2 separate regions of the Homo sapiens genome follow, and region 1 is linked to region 2. A link is a loop called in an ENCODE intact Hi-C map of the cell type or tissue named here. Cell type or tissue: gastrocnemius medialis. All regions are shown on one strand. Links, peaks and the distances in the headings refer to the core of each region. The heading gives the core; the rest is flanking DNA. Region 1 overlaps MAEA (macrophage erythroblast attacher, E3 ubiquitin ligase). Region 2 overlaps LOC124900647 (nascent polypeptide-associated complex subunit alpha, muscle-specific form-like).

Region 1 (11,711 bases), core at 4,625-8,624, 110 kb after region 2:
CCGCGCTGGCACAGGTCTTCCCTCCCAGGCCTGGGCCTTTCCAGCTGGTTGGGCAAGGCTGAGATAAGGATGTAGACTTGAATTCACTGCTAGCTGGGGGGTTGGTTTTGTTTTTGTTTTTTTAAGTATTATTTTTTTAACACATTTCAAGTCAAGAAAGTGCTTTTTAATGCCTGATTCACCGTAATGGCTGGGCTAGGTTGGAGGCAGTACTGACGTGAGGCCTGGAGCGGCCCTGGGACCTAAGCAAGGCACCGCCGCCGGGCTGCAGAGCAGGGCTGCAGGTGCACTTAGCTTCTCCCATACCCCCCTCCGCAGCAGTGGTCTGAGAGCCTCCATCGGCCAGGTACGGTCAGGCCCTGCACAGTCAGGCCCTGGGCTAGCATGATGGGGAGACAAGTGAGGCCCCTGTCTACGCTCCGGTGGGAGGGAGGCATCAGCACAAGCACACACAGACATCTCAGATCCTTTAAAGACGCTGATGAGGTTGAGGTGATGTTGGACAGTGGCAGGGGACGGGGGTGGGGCCGGGGGCAGGGGCAGGGGCAGGGGCGGGGGTGGGGATGAGCTTCCTCCAGTGAATGCGATATTGTGAGCTGGTTGGCGGAGCTAAGTTTTGGGGTGAGGCTCTGTGGACCGTGTTGAAGTCCTGGCCGGCTCTCACCCCAGTAGGCACACAGGCACACAGCACCATTGGGGTGATGTGGCTGGGGGTGTCCCAGAGCTGTGCAGGGAGGGTCTCACAGTGAGACTGGGTGCTGGGCAGTGACTCGGTCTGTGGGTACAGGGGTCAGCAGAATGGGAAGCAAGCCCAAGGAGACACATTGGCACCAGAATGAAGACAAGGCCGGCCGGTGCCTGTAGCATGTGACTGCCCCGTCTGCAGAGAGGCTGTGCTGCGAGCCCCACCCTCTGGGGGCTTCAGGCCGAGTGGGGATGTCTGGGTGCTGACCCAGGCATCGCAAAGCACACTTCCTGCCGGGGTAACTGCTGATGATTTTTAGGTCTGTTATTTCAGAATCGTTATAGCTAGGGGCCATTATTTTGAAAACCTGAACAAAAAGAATTATTCACTGTGTTAATACCACATTTAGTGACTGTTGAGCTGAATGTGGCTGAGCAGAAGAAAGCACCTGCTGTGCTGATGGCTGACTGTGGACCCGGACCGGGACCCTGAGTGCTGCCCCACTCGAGGGAGGGGCCCAGAGCAGCCTCCTTCCTCTCCTCCCAGGCGAGCCTTTCATACCTGTCCTTCTCTCAGACTTTCCCTCCTACTTCATGCTCGCCCATGCCTGTCACGCAGACCCTGCCTGACCTGCACCTGCTCCCACACCCGTGGTGGATGAGCCCCATCACCCGTACCTGTACCCCCCTCACCCGCTCCTGTACCCCCTCACCCGCTCCTATACCCCCTCACCCACACCTGTACCCCCCTCACCCGCTCCTGTACCCCCTCACCCGCGCCTGTGCCCCCTCACCCGTGCCTCTGCCCCCCTCACCCGCGCCTGTGCCCCCCTCCCCAGCGCCTGTGCCCCCTCACCCACGCCTGTGCCCTCCTCACCCATGCCGGTGCCCACCACACCTGCGCCTTTGCCCCTTCACCTGTGTCTGCACCGCCCTCACCTGTGCTGCCTTCACCTGCACCCCCTCACCCACACCTGTGCCACCCTCGCCCGCACCTGTGCCCCCCTCACCCACGTCTGCACTGCCCTCACCTGTGCTGCCCTCACCTGTGCCCCCCACCTGTGCCTGTGCCCCCCTCACCTGCTCCTCCCTCACCTGCTCCTCCCTCACCTGCTCCTGCACCACCTTCACGTGCGCCCCCCACCTACATCTGCACCTCACCTATGCTACCCTCACCTGTGCCCCCCCACCCGCACCTGTGCCCCCCTCACCCACGTCTGCACTGCCCTCACCTGTGCTGCCCTCACCTGTGCCCCCCACCTGTGCCTGTGCCCCCCTCACCTGCTCCTCCCTCACCTGCTCCTCCCTCACCTGCTCCTGCACCACCTTCACGTGCGCCCCCCACCTACATCTGCACCTCACCTATGCTACCCTCACCTGTGCCCCCCCACCCGCACCTGTGCCCCCCTCACCTGTGCCTGTGCAGCCGTCACCCATGCCATTCCTCACCTGTACCCCTCACCCATGCCTGTGCCGTTCCTCACCCGTGCCTGTGCCCCCCTCACCCGTGCCTGTGCCTCCCTCACTTGCGCTGTGCCCCCCTCACCTGTGCTGTGCCCTTTGCCTTGTGGCTGCTCCTGCACTTGGTTCTCTCTCTGTTGGTCGGTTTTCCCATTGGCTGTGCAGCTCCCTGGTGTGCACGTGGCTCTGAGTCTTCCTCTCGTGAAAACCCCTTCCTTGCCCCCGTCCTCCTCCAGCTACTACTCCCTGTCTCTGCCCCTTCATGTCTCTCTTCCTGTTTTACCTAAATCAGATTTTTGCCCCCCAACACTCCACCCAGATGTTCCTCTTGAGGACAGGATGATGCTCCTGAAAGCGGTCAGTCCACAGCGGACCCCACTGCCTCGAGACGCTCCCATCACTCGGCTCCCGTGACACCATCCTCTGGGCTCTCCCCACCCCTCGCTGCATGTCCTCACTTGCCTATGCTGTCTTCTCTAGTCTTGGAGGCCTTTTGTTTTATGTCACCAGCCAGCCCTCCAGAGGTTGTGTGGCTTCACAGACGGTCTCCAAGCTCCTGTCCCCACACTGCTGCCCTCCCCAGGCCTCTCTCCCTGAGGCCATCCCGTGTAGTCACCTCCCGGAGCTCTCTTCGCATGTCTGGAAGGCAGTTCAAAGATACGATACCAGGCGCAAAACCAAATGCCGCATCTCGGCCTTGGGGCCCCAGACGAGCCCCAGACCTGCCTTACTAAGCCACCCTTCCCAAGTCAGTTGACAGCGATGTCCCCCGGCACTTGTTCAGTGACAGCCGAGAACTCGGAGGTTTTCTCGATTTCTGTTTCTCACGTTTATCCTTGAGTCCACGATGGCTGCTGGGGCTGCGGCCTTCGCGGCCAGGAGGAGGGTAAGGGGGAATCAGTGCCGCCCTGCGTGGCCAGCTCCCTGCGTGGGGGCCTTAGTGGACATCCTCCCAAGCGTTTACACTTCAGCTCATTCCCCAGAGCACGGGGCTGGCCATTTCTAGCTTTGGAGGAGCCTGAAAAAGTACGTGCGTATGTGTGTGTGTATACATACATATAGAGAGAGAGCACGCGCTTGAGTGTGGGCTCATTGCTGCCCTAAATAAAATTAGGATGTGGTTCCTTTTGCCCTTTGTCCCTTGCCTGCCTGGTTTCCTTTGCAGCACTCGTCACAGTCTGACGCGGTCGCCTGCATCTCTCTGTGCTTTGGTTGGGCGTCTCCTTTAGAGCGTCTGCTCTGCGAGGGCACGGGCCGTCCTTTGTCGTCGTTCACGTCACACCCACGAGTGCCTGGCACAGGAGTCAGTCAATGGCTGTTGGCCGAACCAATTTCTCCCCCGTCTGTCTGGGAAATTCCTAAACTTCGCATCTCACTTTTGTCCACTTGCCGCATTCTAGAGTATGTCTTGGTCTCATGGCCTGTGCTCTCATCTGGCTGTGGTCAGCCTCTTGCGTTTCCTTTCTCCCTTGCCTCCACCCCTCGCGATGTAGCCCCATCCCCTGCCCTTCTCTGCTTCCCATTGTTCTAGAACATTCCAGCATGGAAACCCCGCTGTGCAAGGCCCCTGCACTGGCCACAGAAGCCGCACCTATCTGCTGAGGAACCCGGTTGCTGCCTGGAGTGGGTGTCGAGTACTGCCTGGCAGCATAGCCATGCTTCTTGAGGCATTTTAGCACCCTGTACCCCAGGTACTGTTCCATATGCCCCTCCTTCTCCATGAGCCCCCCATGCCTGCCCCGTCCTTGTGCTCTGCCCGCGGCTTGGCCCTGTCTGTCGCCTGCCTGCTTGTGCTCACTGTTTCCTTTCTTTTACTGGAGATATGTCATTTGTGCCCCGCCCAAGGCCAGCCTTTGTTCATGCACCAGACCCCCTGCCCCATCCCTGTGACCTGAAGAGGCATGTGCCGTCTTCTGGTTATCCACGAAGAGGCACACGCGCCGTCTTCTGGTTATCCACGAAGAGGCACACGCGCCGTCTTCTGGTTATCCACGAAGAGGCACACGCGCCGTCTTCTGGTTAACTGTGTGCGGGACCCACAGGTCCCCTCTGTCTGAGCCAGCCCTGCCTTGGGGTCTCTGGAATTGCTTCTCATCTGGTTTTACCCCCATCACAGTGCTATAGTCAGGGCACCAGGTAACCCCAAGACACTGCTGAGACCCATGATGGATTCTTGCTGCCCATCTCGACCTCTCACAGGGCTGGAACACAGCTCACCCCCTCGGGCTCCTAGAGCGCCATCCTCGCGTTTCCCCCCGGGCTCAGTCCTTGGCCCTGGGTGTTGCTGTGAGCACCGCTGCCTTGGTGCTCTCACAGGGTCTAGTGGACTGATAGGACCCTCTGTGTATACTGATGACTCCCAGGCAGGTATCTTCCCAACCCCAGAGCCCTGTATCCAGTAGCCTGTAAAACATACCCACTTGGCAAGGCACTTTGGCATTAAAATTATTATTATTAAAATTATTATTATTTTTAGAGATGGGATCTCACTCTGGCACCCAGGCGGGAGTGCAGTGGCATGATCACAGCTCACTTCAGCCTTGACCTCCTGGGCTCAGGTGATCTTCCTGCCTCAGCCTCCCGGGTAACTGGGACCACGGGCGCCTGCTTCCGTGTCTGGCTAATTTTTTTATTTGTAGAGATAGGTTCTAGCTCCGTTGTCTAGGCTGGTCTCCATCTCTTGGGCTCAAGCATTCCTCCCTCCTGGGCGTCCAAAAGTGTTGGAATAACAGGTGTGAGCCACCATGCCCAGCTCCTTGGCATATTTAGATCTGAGCTTATCATCTTAACACCTGCTGCCCAAACCAATTCTACCAGTCTCCCTTCTCTTCGGGAAGGGCAGCCCCTCCATCTCCCTTGGTCAGGCCAGAACCTTCAGGTTGGCCTTGATGCCTCTGTTGTCACAGCTCATGCCCAGCCCGTCTGCCCCTCCACCCTGGCGTCAGGACATGCCCAGGCCCAGCTGCTGCTGCTCTTCCCACCTCTGCCCCTGCGGCTCAAGTCGCATCTCTCTCTGGAATATTGAATAGCCTTCTGGCTGCTCCTGCTCTGCTCATGCCCACCCCGGCTGCCCCAGCGCCAGATCCTGTCGTCTTTTTGTTCTAGGAGTTTCCTGACCTGGGGATGAAGGCCAGGGTCGTTACAGTGGCTCCCAGGCCCTTTGCCCTGTAGGGTGCTGGGCCCAGTGGCCTTTCTGCCGCCATTCAGCCAGGCCAGCATGCCGAGCCCAGGGTTTTACTGCCACCTTCCTCTGTCTGGAGCGCTCCTTCCACAGATGTCCATGGTCCCATGTCCTCACCTTCAATCTTTGCCAACGTCCGTGGTCCCATGTCCTCACCTCCTTCAATCTTCGCTGAGCTGTCAGCTTGTGAAGCTTCTCTGACTCCACTGTTGAAACTGCAGCCCCAGCATCTCCCACTTCTGCCCTTTTCCCTCGTGAGTCGTGACCGCTGTCTCACATAACGGTATTTTGCTTGTTTCTGACCACTGGGATTATAAGCTCTTTTGAAGGATAGAGAAGAAATAAATTCTCCAATTAACAAATGAACAAAATAATATTAAATATTATTTTGGCAATTCTGTCTAAAGCAGTAAGAATTGAAATAGAAGTAAATGTAACCATTGAGAAAGTCAGCACAATAACGGGGCATACAGTAAGTGCACGAAACCCAGTCGCCACCCTCTATATCACCGCCAGCCAGTTAGAACACATCCCATTCACCATAACCCAAAGCAGCAGAGACAGACGATCCAACAGCATCCTTAGCAGGCAGCCTGACTGCCACGGAGCTGTTTCAGGAAAGGCCCGAAGGAAGATTGGCACTAGCAGAGGATGCCGTGTTTCTGCATGAAAACCGTAATGATATCATATTGTTCTTTTTGTGTTTGATAAATATTTCTTATTTATAATGAAAGGGACACCAAGAAGGGCTGGGCCTTGCCAGACACCACAGCCAGGTATGTAACTGCCAAAGTTGTGACCTTGTGGCAGAACAGCTGGCTCCCTTTGAAATACTTTATGGAAAGGTGAGAGAGGAAGCTCTGCTGATGTTGTGATTATGAACTGACACTCCTGCCCGCTTGCAGTCTCTGTTGTTTGGTCAGGGAGTGACCTGGGGATGAGGGCACTGGACCGCGTGGGGCACGGCCCCGGCTCTTCCGTGCTGCCGGCTTCCGAGGCTGGGGCTGCGTGGCGTGCGTGTGTGCCGCTGCCGCAGGTCGCATACCCTTTCCAAGACGGACCAGTGGCTTTAAAAGGTTCCTGCAAGGAAGTGGCTGGCTAAGGCTGGGCCTAACTGGGCGTGCACACAACAGGGAGCGCAGAGCTCAGGGCCGACAGCACTCTTGCCACTGCGAGCTTTGTAGGGCGCAACATCAATCTGGTTACATCCCCTCAGAAGTTGACTGGAAGTGTCATTTTTTCAAGAAGCCTCTTAGGGGATTCGAAGCGTTTTTCCTTGGTGAGCCTCCCTCAGGGTATGTGCTGTGCTTGGGGAGATTAGCTCAGGATGGCAGGAAGCCACCGTGATTACATGCCCCGCACCAGAACATGAGACTGGCCCCTCCAGGACGGAGAGGGATGTAAACTGCCACCCAGGGCTTAATCCAGCACTTCTGGCCCTGTGATGAGCTTCGTGATCAATATTTAGAAACCTCTTCTGGTTAATTGCAAAAGACAAAGAGCCTCATGCATTGGGGAAATTCTTCCTTCCCGTGCTGGTGAAAACATGATGATGACACACTGAAATGCGTTGCGTTTTGTCAGCAAATTCTGTCAGAAGCACGGCAAACGCTGGAGAAGGTTTGAGGAAGCGCATCCTGAAGCTGATGGCACCGTGTGGGGGCAGCGGGCGGGCAGGTGCAGACGTTTCACGCATGTCTCCACTCACACTGCTTGCCACATTCTGTTTCAGTGACGAAATCAGGGAGGATTACTGCTGTGAGTCACCAAAGGGGAAGATGTACTGGAGGAGATGTAATTTAACATTCGCTAAGTAGAGAAATCCCGTGAACATAAAAAGCTGTAATGCAACAAATTACTTAGGAAAAATTGGGGAGATGTGATAAATAAAAGTTTAATTCTTTGGTATAACCAGAAAAGATAGAACCAGAATTTAAAAGCAAATACCAAGCCAGGCACAGCGGCTCATGCCTGTAATCCCAGCACTTTGGGAGGCTGAGGCAGGAGTATCACTTGAGCCAGGAGCTCAAGGCTGCAGTGAGCCATGATTGTGTCCCTGCACTCCAGCCTGAGCAGCAGAGTGACGCCCTATATGAATGAATGAATAAGTAAGTGAATAAGTAAAAATAAATAAGCACTGGACAAGGGACACAGACAAAATGTGTAGAAGGAAAAAAGTGTTAGGTTGAATCATATACAGTTGTTATTTTTGTAAGTTAAAAGTGATGACCGAATAGACCTATAACAGGTGAAGTTACTACAAAAAACCTCACAAAGAAAAGCCTGAGACCAGATGGTTTCACTGATGAATTCTGTTAAACATTTAAAGAAGGATTTATACCAACTCTTCTAAAAACAGTTAAGGAGGGATTACATCCCACCTCCTTCTATGAGGCCAGTATAACTTTGATATAACCTTGAACCAGACAAAGACATCACAAGAAAACCATAGACCATTGTTCCAGATGAGAGAAAATAGATGCCAAAATATTCAACAAAATCTTAGAAAACTAAGAAAATCTAAGAAAACAAAATATAGAAAGGATTATGTGTCAGGACTAAGTAGGATTTCCCCCAGAAATGCAAAGTTGGTTCAACGTGTGAAAATCAATGTCGTGTATCATATTAATAGAATGAAGGACAACAACCACATAATCATCTCAATAGATGCAACAAAAGTACTTTACACTGTGAGAAATCAGTGTTTGCTGTTTAAGTTGCCCAGTCTGTGATATTTTTGTTACAGCAGCCTGAGCTGACTAAGACAGCTGCTCAGAACAGGGAGAAAATGTTTGCCAGTCATATATCTGTTAAGGGTTTAGTATTCAGAATAGGTTAGGAACTCTTCTAGTTCATTAATACAAAGGCAAAAGAAAACTTGTTTTTTTGAGTTGGATTCTCACTCTGTCACCAGGCTGGAGTGCAGTACAGTGGCGCCATCTCGGCTCACTGCAAGCTCCGCTTCCCGGGTTCACGCCATTCTTTTGCTTCAGCCTCCCAAGTAGCTGGGACTACAGGCACCTGCCACCATGCCCGGCTAATTTTTTTGTATTTTTAGTAGAGACGGGGTTTCACTGTGTTAGCCAGGTTGGTCTCGATCTCCTGACCTCGTGATCCGCCCGCCTCAGCCTCCCAAAGTGCTGGGATTATAGGCGTGAGCCACCGCGCCCAGCCAAGAAAACATTTTTTAAATGAGCACACAATTTTAGCAAACTTCTGCAAAGATATACAAATGGCCACTAAGCACATCATTAATCCTTAGGGAAATACAAACCAAAACCACAGTGAGGTGCTGCTTCCTACCCCACCAGAAGGGCTGTAGCAAAAACAATGGCGAGTTGTTGGGTGTGAATGTGGGGAATTGAAATCCTCATACGCAGCCACCTCGGAAAACAACCTGGCCGTTCTTCAGGTGACACACGGAGTTACCATAGGACCTGGCAGCTCCCCTCCTCAGCTTATCCCCAAGACCAGTAGAAACTCTTAAGAATGTCATCCTCGGGCCGGGTGTGGTGGCTCATGCCTGTAATCCCAGCACTTTGGGAGGCTGGGGCGGGTGGATCATGAGCTCAGGAGATTGAGACCGTCCTGGCCAACATGGTGAAACCCCGTCTCTACTAAAAATACAAAAAAAAAAAAAAAAAAAAAAAGCCGGTCATGGTGGCGTGCACCTGTAGTCCCAGCTACTTGGGAGGCTGAGGCAGGAGGATCACTTAAACCGGGGAGGCAGAGGTTACAGTGAGCTGAGATCGCACTACTGCACTCCAGCCTGGGCGACAGTGAGACTCTGTCTCAAAAAAAAAAAAGAATGTCATGTCCTTCTCGATAGCAGCCAAAGGTCCATCAGTTGTGAATTCCTAAACAAATAGGTATACGAATACCACGGAAGACCATTCAGCCATGAAGAGGAGTGGAGCGTCGCTGTATGCCACATCACAGGTGAACCTGGTAAACATGCTAAGTGAGAAAAGCCAGATACAAAAGTCCACATCACGTGTGATTCCATTTATATGGAATTGGTTGGTGGTTGATTGCCTGGGTCTGAGGGGACTACAGCGGGTTCCTTTTTTGGAGTGATGAAAATCTAGAAGTAGAGTGGTTTGTACAACCTTGTGCTTATTCTAAAAACTACTAAATTGTACATATTAAAGGGGTGAATTTTACGGCCTGTGAATTGTATCAGTAAAAATTGGTAAAATTAAAAATGACATTGGGATTTTTTGTATGATTCAGCTTAATAGACAACTGAAGAGCATGCTTGCACAGTGCCGGCAGGGCAGGGGGGTCCGGCAGGGCAGGGTGGGGGTCGGGCAGGGCAGGGGGGTCCGGCAGGGCAGGGTGGGGGTCGGGCAGGGCAGGGGGCGTCCGTGGTGTGTAGCTCTGCACACAGGAGTCGGGAGTTTTTAGTCCAGGTCCATAGAAGTAGAATACCTGGGTTGAAGGGTGAGGCCCAGGTTCTGTAGCTCCCGTCAAACCCCACGCACCCTCCTCCCCCTGTCAGTCGTGTGGCTCCAGTTTCCTTCACCTCACCAGTGTGTTTTCTGTGAGCCGCATGTGGCTGTTGAGCACTTGAGATGTTGCTGGTCCAAATCGTCGTGTGCTGTCAATGTAAAGTATGCCCTAGCTTTCAAAGGTTTAGTACAAAGAGGGTAAAGAATGTAAAATATCTAATGATTATTTATTGTTTGTTTATTTTGTATTTTTTTTTGTAGAGACGGGGGTGTCTCTATGTTGCCCAGGCTGGTCTCCAACTCCTGGCCTCAAGCAGTCCTCCCACCTTAGCCTCCCAAAGCACGGGGATTCCAGATAGGAGTCACCATGCTTGGCCCTGAAAATTACTTATTTATTTATTTGAGACGGAGTCTCGCACTGTCGCCCAGGCTGGAGTGCAGTGGCGTGGTCTCTGCTCACTGCAAGCTCCGCCTCTTGGGTTTACACCATTCTCCTGCCTCAGCCTCCCGAGTAGTTGGGACTACAGGCACCCGCCACCACGCCTGGCTAATTTTTTTGTATTTTTAGTACAGACGGGGGCATCGTGTTGGCCAGGATGGTCTCCATCTCCTGACCTCATGATCCACCCACCTCGGCCTCCCAAAGTGCTGGGATTACAGGCATGAACCACCACGCCCGGCCCCTGGTAATTTATGTTAAGTGTTTAAATGAACATATTCGGGATAAATTGGGTTAAATAAAATATATTAAAACACATTTCATGTGTTTCTTTGTACTATGGCTACTAGAAAATTTGAAACTCTACAAATGTGTCTCACGCTATACTCTATTGAATTTGAAACTATACAAATGTGTCTCACGCTATACTCTACTGAATGGTACTGCTTTGTGGCTTTATCCTTTTTTTATCTGCTTCGGTTTCTCAGAGATGTTTTAAAAACAAAAAAGTTGTACTGATGTTTCTGTCTTTCCATAGCCATCCAGATTTATGATGATTATTAATACCGTGGACTTCTCTTCACCATCTTATTTTGCTTTCTATTTCCCATGCTTTTGTCTTCATTTTTTCATTTTTTTTTTGGTGGATCGTTAAGGTTTTCTTTGTTCCAGTTAATTTCCTCTTGCGGTTTGCCCAGTTCACAGCCATGCTCCACTTGTGGCAAATCAAAAAGGTCTCCACACATTGCCAGGTGTCCCCTGGGGAGCAAGTGGTCCCTGTGGAAAGCCGCTGCACTAGGTGAGCCCGGCCCTGGTGAGGGTGCCTTGTGAGTGGAGCCTGCTTGTGCTGCTGTGCCCCGCTGCTTCCAGGCGGCGCGGCCCTCCGTCTGATTGCTGGAGGACTCTTCGGTGTGGACACACCGTGGTTTGTTTACCCATCCTGGTCAATGGACAATTGGAACTGTGGTGAACAAGCATTCCTGCACCTGTATGTGGATATTGTATGTCCATTTTTCTTGGGAGTGGAATGGCTGAGTCATCTGGTAGGTGTCTTTACCTTTTAAAGAACTAAGCGCTTTTTCCAGAAGGATCATCAGAACTGCTGCCAGCAAGAGTCCAGGTATCCCGGCTCCACCAGCATGTGGTGGCGGCCTCTTGACTTGGAACTGTTCTTCTGGGTGCCGGGGTTCTCCAGAGAAACAGAGCCAGTGGCACCCACATGTGTGTGTGCGCACGCGTGTGTGGGAGTGTGCGTGCGTGCACGTGCGCACGCGTGCGTGTAAGGAGCTGTGTCACAAAGAATTGGCTGGTGCAGTTATCAAAGCTAAGTCCCGAGCCGGAGACCCAGGAGAGCTGAAATGTAGTTCCAGTCTCAGTCTCAAGGCCTGAGAACCAAGAGGGCTGACAGTAGCAGTTTTAACCCGGAAGCTGTCGGGCGGGCGGGAGATCCAAGAAGAGCCAGGGTTTTAGTCCAAGTGCAAAGGCCAGAAAAGAC
Region 2 (11,711 bases), core at 7,202-11,201:
AAGACAGATAAAAAGACAGAATCTTGAAAGCAACAAGAGGAATTACTCATCACATACAAGGAATTGCCACAAGATTATCAGCAGATATCAAAAACTTTGGAGGCCAGAAAGCAGTGGGCTGATATATATTCTGAGTGTTCAAGAAAAAAAAAACTAAGGACTCTATATCTAGCAAAACTGTCCTTCAAAAGTGAGAGAGGGCTGGGTGTGGTGGCTCACTCCTGTAATCCCAGCTGAGGTCAGGAGTTCAAGACCAGCCTGGCCAACATGGTGAAACCCCATCTCCACTAAAAATACAAAAATTAGCTGGGTGTGGTGGTGCATGCCTGTAATCCCAGTTACTCAGGAGGCTGAGGCAGGAGAATCGCTTAGAACACGGGAGGTGGAGGTTGCAGTCAGCAGAGATCGCACCACTGCACTCCAACCTGGGCAACAAGAGTGAAACTCCATCAAAAAAAAAAAAAAACAAAAAAGAAAGAGAGAGAAAATAAAACTTTAAACAATGAAAACAATGAGGGAGTTCACTACCTCTAGGCCTGCCCTGCAAGAAATGCTTAAGGAAGTCCTATAGGGTGAAATGAAAAGACACTAGACCATAACTTGAAGCTATATAAAGAAATAAAGATCTCAATAAAAGTAGATATGTGAGCAATGATAAAAGTTAGTATTATAGTAACACTGGCTTGTAACCCCACTTTTTTGTTTTCTAAATGATTTAAGAGAATGTGTTTTTTAAAAGCATGAGTCAAGAAGCTAGTATTCTCGTCACTTTGGTTTGTAACTCCACGTTTTGTTCATACTTTGAGCCTAATGCATTTTTTAAAATTATTAATTTATGTTTTGAGGCACACAGTGAATTAAGATGTAATTTTGTGACATCAGCAACTGAAAGAGGTAGGATAGAGCTGTAAAGGAGTAGAATTTATTGAAATTAAGCAGGTATAAATTTAAATTAGAGTTATAACATTAGAATGTTAAATGTAATCCCCATGGTAACCACAAAGGAAATAGCTATATAATGTACACAAAGGGAAATGAGAAAGGAATTTAAATATTTCACTTGAAAAATCAACTAAACCTAAAAGAAGACAGTAATACAAAAAATGGAGGACAAAAAACTATAACGCAAATAGAAAACAAACAGCAAAATGACAGATGTAAATCCCTCATTATCAGTGATTATTTATCTATTTTGTTAGTTATTTTGAGACAGGGTCTCACTCTGTTGCCCAGACTAGAGTACAGTGGCAAGATCATGGCTCAGTGCAGCCTCAGCCTCTCAGGCTCAGGTGATTCTCCACCTCAGCCTCCCAAGTAGCTGAGACTACAGGTGCATACCACCATGCCCAGCTAATTTTTCGTAGAGACCAGGTTTCACCATGTTGCCCAGGCTGGTTTCAAACTCCTGAGCTCAAGTGATTCACCCACCTCAGTCTCCCAAAGTGCTGGGGTTGCAGGCATGAGCCACTGCAACTGGCCAGTAATTACTTTAAATGAAAATGAATTAAACTCTCTACTCAAAAGACAGAGATTGGCAGAATGAATACACACACATAATTCAGCTCAATGCTGTCTACAAAAATCTTGATTTAAATTCAAAGACACAAGTACACTGAAAGGGAAAGGGTGAAAAAAGGGATTCCAAGCAAACCAAAACCGAAAGAGAGCAGCAGAAAAAACCACTCTAAAATTCACATGGGCTCTGAAGGGACCGCAAGTAGCCAAAATAATCTTTAAAAGAAGAACAAAGCTGGGGGACTCACACTTCCTGATTTCAAAATCTCCTACAAAGCTGTAGTAATCAAAATCTAATAATCTAGTAAATTTACTACAAGGTTCCAGTAATCAAGAATACAATAAGCTGGCCAGGCACGGTGGCTCATGCCTGTAATCCCAACACTTTGGGAGGCTGAGGCAGGCAGATCACGAGGTCAGGAGTTCATGACCAGTCTGGTCAACATAGTGAAACCCGTCTCTACTAAACAAAAATTTAAAAAATTAGCCGGGTGTCATAGTGTGTGCCAGTAATCCCAGCTACTTGGGAGGCTGAGGCAGGAGAATCACTTGAACCCAGGAAGCGGAGGTTGCAGTGAGCCGAGATCTTGCCACTGCACTCCAGCTTGGGCGACAGTGCAAGACTCTGTCTCAAAAAAAAAAAAAAAGAATACAATAAGCAATAAGCTATGCTCTATCTTTATGCCAGAAATAAACTCTCACATATATGGCCAGATGATTTTTGACAAAAGTGCCAAGACCATTCAATGGGAGAAATAATAGTCTTATAGTCTTTTTTCTTTTTCTTTTGACACAATCTCACTCTGTTGCTCAGGCTGGAGTGCAGTGGCACAATCTCGGCTCACTGCAGCCTCCGTCTCCTGGGTTCAAGCAATTCTCCTTTAGCCACCCGACTAGTTGGGATTACAGATGTGCACCACCACCCCTGGCTAATTTCTTTTTTGTATTTTTAATACAGACTGGGTTTTGCCACATTGGCCAGGCTGGTCTTGAACTCCTTACCTCAAGTGATCTGCCCACCTCGGCCTCCCAAAGTGCTGGGATTACAGGCATAATCCACCATGCCCGGCCAGAATAGTCTTTTTGACAAATGGTGTTGGAAAACCTGGACATCCACATGCAAAAGAATGAAGTTGGTCAAGCCTGTGATCCCAGCACTTTGGGAGGCTGAGGCGAGCGGATCACCTGAGGTCGGGAGTTCCACACCAGCCTGGCCAACATGGTGAAACCCCGTCTCTATTAAAAATACAAAAATTAGCCAGGCATGGTAGCACATGCCTGTAATCCCAGCCACTTGGGAGGCTGAGGCAGGAGAATTTCTTGAACCTGGGAGGCGGACATTGCAGTGAGCTGAGATCGCGTCACTGCACTCCAGCCTCGGCAGCAGAGTGAGACTCCATCTCCAAAAAAAAAAAGAATGAAGTTGGACCTTTTGCCTGACACTGTATGCAAAAATTAACTCAAAACTGATTAAAGACCTAAATGTAATACCTAAAACTATAAACTTCTTAAAAGAAAACATAAGACAAAGCTGTACAACTTCAGATTTTACAATGATTTATTGGATATGACACCAAAAACATGGGCAACAAAAGAAGAAAATAGACAAAGTGGACGTCATGAAAATTAGAATATTTGTGTATCAAAAGGCAACATCTGGCCGGGCGTGGTGGCTCACGCCTGTAATCCCAGCACTTTGGGAGGCCGAGGCGGGCGGATCACGAGGTCAGGAGATCGAGACCATCCTGGCTAACACGGTGAAACCCCATCTCTACTAAAAATACAAAAAATTAGCCGGGCGTGGTGGTGGGCGCCTGTAGTCCCAGCTACTCAGGAGGCTGAGGCAGGAGAATGGTGTGAACCTGGGAGGCGGAGCTTGCAGTGAGCTGAGATCGGGCCACTATACTCCAGCTTGGGTGACAGAGCGAGACTCCGTCTCAAAAAAAAAAAAAAAAGGCAACATCAACAGAGTAAAGGGGCAACTCAAAAGATGGGAGAAAATGTTTTTTTTTTTTTTGAGATGGAGTCTCCCTCTGTCACCCAGGCTGGGGTGCAGTGGTGCAATCTTGGCTCACTGCAACTTCTGCCTCTCGGGTTCCAGCAATTCTCCTGTCTCAACCTCCCAAGTAGCTGGGATTGCAGGCGCATGCTGCCGTGCCCGGCTAATTTTTTGTATTTTAGTAGAGACGGGGTTTCACTGTGTTGCCCAGGCTGGTCTCAAACTCCTGAGCTCAGGTGATCCACCCACCTCGGCCTCCCAAAGTGCTGGGATTACAGGTGTGAGCCACTGCACCCAGCTGATGGGAGAAAATATTTACAAATCATTTATCTGATAAGGCACTAATATCCAGAATATATAGAGAACTCCTAAAACTCTAAGACAAAAAACTCAATTTAAAAATGGGCAGAGGACATGAATAGACATCTCTCCAAAGATGATCTACAAATGGTCAATAAGCAAATGAAGAGATTCCCAACATCATTTATTACTGAGGAAATGCAAATTAAAACTATAATAGGACATCACCTCACACCCATTAAGATGACTACTATCAAAAAAACCCCAAAATAACAAGTATTGGCAAGGATGTGGAGAATCTGGAACCCTGGAGAACTATTGATGGGAATATAAAATGACACAGTTCCTATGAAAAACACGATAAGAGTTCCTCAAAAAATTAGAAATAGAATGACTGTATGATCCCACATTGCAACTGTGGGTATATACCCAAAATAATGGAAATCAGGGTCTTGAAAATATATTTGTATACTCAAGTTCATAGCAGCGTTATTCACAACAGCTAAAATGCAAAATCAGTTCAAGTGCCTACCAATGAACAAACAGATAAGCAGAATATTATTTAGCCTTAGAAAGAAAGGAAATTTCACCTTACAAAGGAAGGACATATGCTATAATATGGATCACCCTTGAGGACATTATGCTAAGTAAAATAAGCCAGTCACAAAACACAAAGATTGTGTCATTCCACTTAGATGAGGTACTTAGAATAGTCACATTCAGAGAGACAGACAGCAGATTGGTGGTTGCCAGAAGCTGGGGGGAGCAGAAATGGGGAGTTGTTGTTTAATGAGTGCACAGTTTCAGTTTCACAAGATGAAGTGTTATGGAGATGGATGGGGTGACGTTTATACATGATGAATGTTTTTAATGCCACTCAACTGTACACTTTAAAATGGCTAAGATGGTAAATTTTATGTTATATGTATCTTTTTTTTGAGGCAAAGTCTTGCTCTGTCATTTCTTTTACTATACCTTTTAAGGTGTCTTTTTAGCAGATGCCCTAGGGATTACAATTAATATCTTAATTTATAACAACTGATCTCAGATTAATTATAATTTAATGTCAATGGTATACAAAAACTTTGCGCATATATAGCTCTGTTCCCTCCTCCTCCTCTGTGCTATCACTGTCATATAATTTAAATGTTTACACATCATTTGACTACCAGCACAGATGTCTAATCATCACTCTCTGCAGTTGTCTTTTAAATCAGGTAGGAGAAAAAAGAGCTACACACATAAACTATTTATTTTTACACTGCCCTTTGAAAATGTTTTCCCCAATTTTTTATTGTAATAAAATACACATAACAGGCCAGGCACAGCAACACACGCCTATAATCCCAGCACTTTGGGAGGCCAAGGCTAGTGGATCTCCTGAGGTCAGGAATTTAAGACAAGCCTGGCCAACACGATGAAACACCGTCTCTACTAAAAAATACAAAAAAAAAAAAATTAGCCAGGCGTGGTGGCGGGTGCCTGTAATCCCAGCTACTCAGGAGGCTGAGGCAGGAAAATTGCTTGAAACTGGGAGGAGGAGGTTGCAGTGAGCCAAGATCACACCACTGCCTGGGCAACAGAGCAAGACTCCGTCTCAAAAAAAAAAAAAAAAAAAAAAAAGAAATGACAAATATGTTGAAATGAGACACTAGGAAATATCTATTTAACACCAAAGAAGGCCATATGGAAACAGAGGAACAAAAAAAACCTAAGATATGGAAAACAAATAGCAAATGGTGTGCCTAAATTCTCCCTTATCAACTCAGTATGTAGTGTCAACTAAATGTTAATTAAACACTCCAGTTAAAAAGCAGCGGATAGAAGGGCTGACTTTTAAGAACCATGATTCAACGCACATTCAAAGACACTCTGAAGTAAAAGAGCAAAGATAGAATAGTAAGCAGAAGAGAGCTGGAGTGACTGTGACAATATGAAAGAAAACAGACCTTCGGACAAAAGTTGTTAAAACAGACAAGGATATTTTATAGTGATAAAAGGGTACATCCATCAAGAAAATATCACCGTTATCAACATATGTGCACCTGACACAGAGCCCCAAGATACATGAAGCCAAAGCGGAAATGATGAAGGGCAAAATGGACAATTCAACAATAACAGCTGGAGACTTCCAGCTTTCAATAGCCCATTTCCAATCATGGATAAAGCAACAGGACAGAAAATCAAAAGTCAGTAGAAGACGTCAACAGGCTCTAACCCACCTAGACTTGGCAGACGTCTGTAGAATACTCCACCAACAACTGCAAAGGTTGTTGTGCCCATTATTCTCAAGTGCACGTGGAATGTCTGACAGAATAAACCCGATGTTGTCATAAAATAAATCTCAACAAATTTAAAATGATTGAAATCATGCAAAGTATGTTCTCTTACCACAATTGAATGAAATTACAAATCAATAACAGAAAGAAATTTGGGTAATTAAAAAATATGTTAATAAAACACTGAACTCCTTAGTATCCAATAGGGCAAAGAAGCATTCACAAGAGAATTTAGAAGATAGTTTGAGATAAATGGAAATGAAAACACAATATACTAAAATACAGATGAAGCTAAACAGTGCTTACAGGGAAATGTACAGCTGTGGATACTTACACTAAATAAAAAGAGATCTCAAATCAATAACCCAACCTTCCACCTAAAGAAACGAGAAAAAAACAGCACAGTAAGTCAAAGCAAGCAGAAGGAAATAATAAATAGTAGAGCAGAGATAAATTACAGTAGAAAAATAATTTAAAAGATCAATTAAAACAGACCGGGTATGGTGGCTCACACCTGTAATCCCAGCACTTCAGGAGGCTAAGGCAGGCAGATCTCTTGAGCTCAGGAGTTCAAGACCAGCAGGGGCAAACGGTAAAACCCCATCTCTACAAAAATAAAAAATAGCTGGGTGTGGTGGCACGCACCTGTGGTCCCAGCTACCTGGGAGGCTTGAGCCCAGGAGGTCGAGGCTGCAGTGAGCCAAGATCATGCCACCACTGCACTCCAGCCTGGGCAACAGAGTGAGACCCTGTCTCAAAAAAAAAAAAAAAAAAAAGAAAGAAAGAAAGAAAAGAAAACAAAAAACAAAAGTTGGTTTTTGGAAGGCCAGGTGCGGTGGCTCACACCTATAATCCCAGCACTTTGGGAGGCTGAGGCGGGCGGATCACAAGGTCGGGAGATCGAGACCATCCTAGCTAAGATGGTGAAACCCCGTTTCTACTAAAAAATACAAAAAACTAGCCGGGCATGGTGGCACCCACCTGTAGTCCCAGCTACCCACGAGGCTGAGGTAGGAGAATGGCTTGAACCCAGGAGGCAGAGCTTGTAAGTGAGCTGAGATCATGCCACTGCACTCCAGCCTGGGTGACAGAGTGAGACTCCATCTCAAAAAAAAAAAAAAAAAAGTTGGTTTTTGAAAAGATCAAGAAAATTGAATAGCCAGACTAAGAAAAAAGAGAAGACTCAAATTTACTAAAATCAGGAATGAAATAGAAGACATTACTAATGACATTACAGAAATTAAAAGATTTATGAGGGACTCTTATGAACAATGTGCCAACCAATTAAATAATCTAAATGAAATGAACAAATTCCTGGAAAGACACAAACTACTGAAACTGACTCATGAAGACATACAAAATCTGAATAGACCTAACACAAATGAAGAGATTGAAGTAGGAAAAAAAAAAACAAACAAAAAAAAACAAACTTCCCACAAAGAAAAGCCCAGGATGAGATGGCTTCCCTGGTGAATTTTACCAAATGTTTGAAGCATAATTAATACCAATCCTTCATAAATTCTTCCAAAATAGGGAACACTTCCTCACTCATTCAGAGGCCAGTATTACCCTGATACCAAAACTAGACAAAATCGTCACACAAAAAATAAACTTTCCAGTATCTCTTATGAATATAGCTGCAAAAAATGTTCAACAAAATACCAGTAAACTTAATCCAGCAACATTTTCGAAAAGATTATGCACAATGAATGCAAAGTTGGTTCAATATGAATGATTAGGCAAGAAAATAAAATTAGAGGCAGCCAGGTTGGCAAGGAAGAAGTAAAACTATTTCTATTTGCAGATGACATGATTTCATGCATACAAAATCATCAGAAATCCATGCAAAAACATTGGAGCTGAGAAATGAGTTCTGCAAGGCTGAAAATACAGACCAATATTATAAAAATCAGTCACGTTTCTAAAACAATGAACAATATGAAAATGAAATTAAGAAAACGATTCCATTTATAATCACATCAAAAGAATAAGCTTAGGAATAAATTCAATCAAAGAAGTACACAACTTGAACACTAAAAACTACAAAACATCATTAGAAGAAATTAAACATTTAAATATGTGGAAAGACATCTTGTGTTCCTCAATTAGAAGAATTAATATTGTTAAGACAGCAATAGTCCCCATATTGGTCTACAGATTCAATCCAATCCCCATCAAAATTCTAACTGCTTTTTTTTTCTTTTTTTTTTTTTGCAGAAATGGAAAGTCTGATCCTAAAATTCATACGGAATTGCAAGAGGCCTCAGATTGCCAAAACTACCCAATAAAAGAACTAAATTGGAAGACTTACACGTCCCAATTTCAAAAATTACTACAAAACTGTAGTAATCAAGACAGTATGGTACTGGCTTAAGGCTAGGTATAGAGACAATGGAACAGAATTGAAAGTCCAAAAATAAACCCCTACTTTTATGGTGAACTGGTTTCAACAAGGGTGCCAAAGTCACTCACTTGAGGAGAGATCAGCTCCTCAGCAAATGGTGCTCAGACAACTGGACCTCCATTTGCAAAAGAAGGTATTTGGACTCCTACCTCACACCATATACAAAAAAATTAACCATGTATAAAATTGATCAAAGACCTAAAAGTAAAAGTCGTGAGTTTTGGCCCACAGGAGTAGACGGACAGGGTTGAGGAGCCAGTCTCCCAGTGAAGGTGCTGGAGGCTCCTTGATGCTCTTCCCTGACAGTTCAGCCTAGAGTGCACTCCTTGGGATGATGGCGCCCCTCCTCTCACACCTTGGCTCAGAACTCAGCACTGAAATCCACTGGGAAGGCCAGGGGCAGGAGAGACCTCTGCCTAGTGGGAGTGCAAGGACAGAGGCCTCCTCGGGCTGTGTAGGCCCTGCCTGGAGGGGACACCAGAACCATAGGGTGTGTGCGAGGCAGCGGTTGGATCAGTGTGGAGAGAGGGTGGAGGAGGTGCCCACAAGTTACCAAGGTTTGCAGTGAGTTCCTGTCATTCTACATTCAGGTACATAGCTCCCAGGACAGCCAGCCCCTCCCCATAGGCCTACACACCCAGCCTTCAGGCCACACCCAGGCTGGTGGCCGCAGACCACTTGGGTCCCTGTTTCCAGGGCTCTGATGGGATAGAAGAGACTCAGCCCCATGAGGATGTGGGTGCCCCTCATCTCTCCACAGCAAGGAGGGGCCAGAGGAAGCCCCATGCTAGCGTCAGGGGACAAGGATTCCAGCTCAGGCCTGTCCACGGCTGTGTGACCCGGCATGGGTTAAGCTCTCTCAAGGCCTCAGTTTCTTCCTCTGCAGAGTGTGGGATGGGGGTGACCTCACCAGATGGCCCCACATGCTTTAGCACAGAGATAATCCCTTTCCTCGTGACCCACAGCCAGCCAAGCAGCTCTACTGAGTGTGGGACTCTGTCCAAGCTCTGAGTCAGCCCTAGGGCTGGTCTTGGCAGCCCTGTGCTGGCTGGCCAGGGTTGGCTGTGGAGCCAAGGAAAGGGATTTGGAATTCAGGGATTTATGCTTTAAATTTCACATTTTCTTTTTCCCAATAGAGTTTCCTACTCTCAATCTCTTGACACGATGGTAAAGCCCTTTGCTGTAGCTAAACTCAGTTGCCATTTTCGGATTGGCATTAGGGTGAGAAGGCTGAGTGCTCACAGGGAAGCCTCTTCCCAGCAGCACCCCTGGGCTGGAAAGGGCAGCGGGAGCAGCACAGAGCAGCAGAGGGTGGCTCAGGCTAAGCCGGAGCTGCCCGGGGCAAACAAAGAGGGACCTGCCTCCTTGTTTCTTAGCCTCTTAACACAGAAGCTCGCAGCCTGGATTCTAGGAAGGCTTGGGGGGTACGGCCATCCTGCTGGAAGCCTTTGCTCCTTTAGCCCAGAGAGCACTTGCCCCAGCCCCACATACACCCCAGGGAGATGCCACCGGCCAAGGAGAGGCTTGCTGAGGCCACGGCCCAGCATCAAGCCCTCACATCAGGCTGTTCCAGCAGCCAGGGGCCCTCAGAAGCAAGGCCGAGTGGAAGGAGGTGCCAGGGAGGGGGCAGAGCTCAATGTCCACTGCAGCAGCTGCTGGGGTCCCTTCTCTGCTGCCACCTCATCTGGCACAGGGTGGGGCATGGGATGGAGACATCTGAGTACCCACCAGGCCCACACACATATGTGGACATGCATGCATGCCACACACACGTGCACACACTTGTATACGTACACATGCCCGACACAGCTGCACCATGCCAGATACACGCCTCACACATGGGTGCACACACACAGCACATGTGCTCACACACCATGCACATGCCTGCATCTGAGGCTGACCCTGCCTTTGATCTGGAGGATGCTAATGGACCCTGCAGAGAGAAAGTGGATGTCACTGCAGAGACTCAGTGGGCACTGGAGGGTGCAACGTCCCCTGTCCCAGTCTCTGCCCAGGTCCATCCTGTCCCCTGCCCCACACACCCTTCATCACTGGGTGTCCCCGTCACCGGGTATCTGTCCTGGGGGAGTCCAGCACGCCAGGCCTGGCCTCTCTCCAGAGCCCCCCCAGTCTCAGTGGGCCCCACCCTGGGGCTGGGGAGGAGGAATAGGAGTGTGGGGGAGCTGGGTGGGGACTGAGTCCTTTCTCCAGGAGGGAAGGTTGTGTGTCCCTACAGCCCTGTGTCACCAGAACACCTCCCCAGCAACAGGGGTCACTCCCGTAGGACCTGCCGCTGACCATGGGACAAGAACGTGGGGGGCATGGGAAGGATGTGGAGGGGGCATGGGAAGGATGTGGAGGGGGCATGGGAAGGATGTGGGGGGTGTGGGAAGGATGTAGGGGGCGTGGGAAGGACGTGGGGGGTGTAGGAAGGACATGGGCGGTGTGGGAAGGACGTGGGGGGTGGTGTGGGAAGGACGTGGGGGGTGGCGTGGGAAGGACGTGGGGGGGTGGCGTGGGAAGGACGTGGGGGGGTGGCGTGGGAAGGACGTGGGGGGGCAGCGTGGGAAGGACGTGGGGGACGGTGTGGGAAGGATGTGGGGGGTGTGGGAAGGACGTGCGGGTGGCGTGGAAAGGACGTGGGGGAGCTGTGGGAATAACACGGGGGTGGCGTGGGCCCTGCTCCCTGTCCCTCTTCTTTGGACGAGGCTGCCAGTATGTGGAACCCAGGGGGGTGCCCTGTGGCCCAGCAGCTGTTCCCACCTTCCCTGCAGCCACAAGCTTTGAAGTGGCCTTGCCAGAGGCCCCACAGGACGTCTCCGGGGAGCTGCGGCCAGACTTTGGGCACAGCAGGCAGTGCCTATGGGGAGAGAGACACCCTCCGGCCGGCCTCCCTCCACCCCCAGCCCCACGACGGCAAATGGGCTCCTCCAAGGGTCTTCGGCGAGGTGTGCGGGCCTCTTCTGCCAAGGCCATGTCATTGGGAGGTGGCCCAGTCAGGGTGGCAGGAAAAAGGACCAACGGGGCTCACCCGCAGGTCCCGATAGAGGGACCACTTCAGAGGCGGTTCAAGGAGCCGAGCCCCAGGGTGGGAGGCCTGGGACCAGCCCCCGGGGGACAGCGACGGCCCCAGGCCTGGAGGACCGGATGGAGCGGCTGGCGTGCCCTGCAGGGGGAGTGGGAAGAAACGGGGAAGCCGGGCCGCGGTAGCGCA

The links. Peaks named below come from ENCODE experiments on the same cell type or tissue, not always from the same donor. Only the 100,000 strongest peaks of a DNase experiment are listed, where the experiment ranks them.
Region 1: a loop joins it to region 2, with 15 times the contacts of the local background. A loop is called at or near these places in 1 of 110 quality-filtered maps.

Annotation. Positions count from the first base shown.
Region 1 is chr4:1,294,280-1,305,990 of GRCh38, forward strand. The region is part of intron 1 of MAEA (macrophage erythroblast attacher, E3 ubiquitin ligase); the gene reads left to right. Among named protein-coding and RNA genes, the nearest start is that of MAEA, 10 kb to the left of the region's middle. RefSeq lists enhancers at 539-1,502, 3,018-3,731. In gastrocnemius medialis, for the core only: no CTCF peak of the experiment used is centred there; a DNase peak (open chromatin) is centred at 7,012; H3K27ac peaks cover 1,757 bases.
Region 2 is chr4:1,182,790-1,194,500 of GRCh38, forward strand. LOC124900647 (nascent polypeptide-associated complex subunit alpha, muscle-specific form-like) reads left to right here. Exons shown (of 3, transcript XM_047416477.1): 2 at 8,311-11,711. The coding sequence starts at 10,797. It also overlaps a transcript of SPON2 not described here. Among named protein-coding and RNA genes, the nearest start is that of SPON2, 16 kb to the left of the region's middle. RefSeq lists an enhancer at 11,520-11,711. In gastrocnemius medialis, for the core only: no CTCF peak of the experiment used is centred there; DNase peaks (open chromatin) are centred at 8,962, 9,462, 9,942 and 10,652; H3K27ac peaks cover 2,420 bases.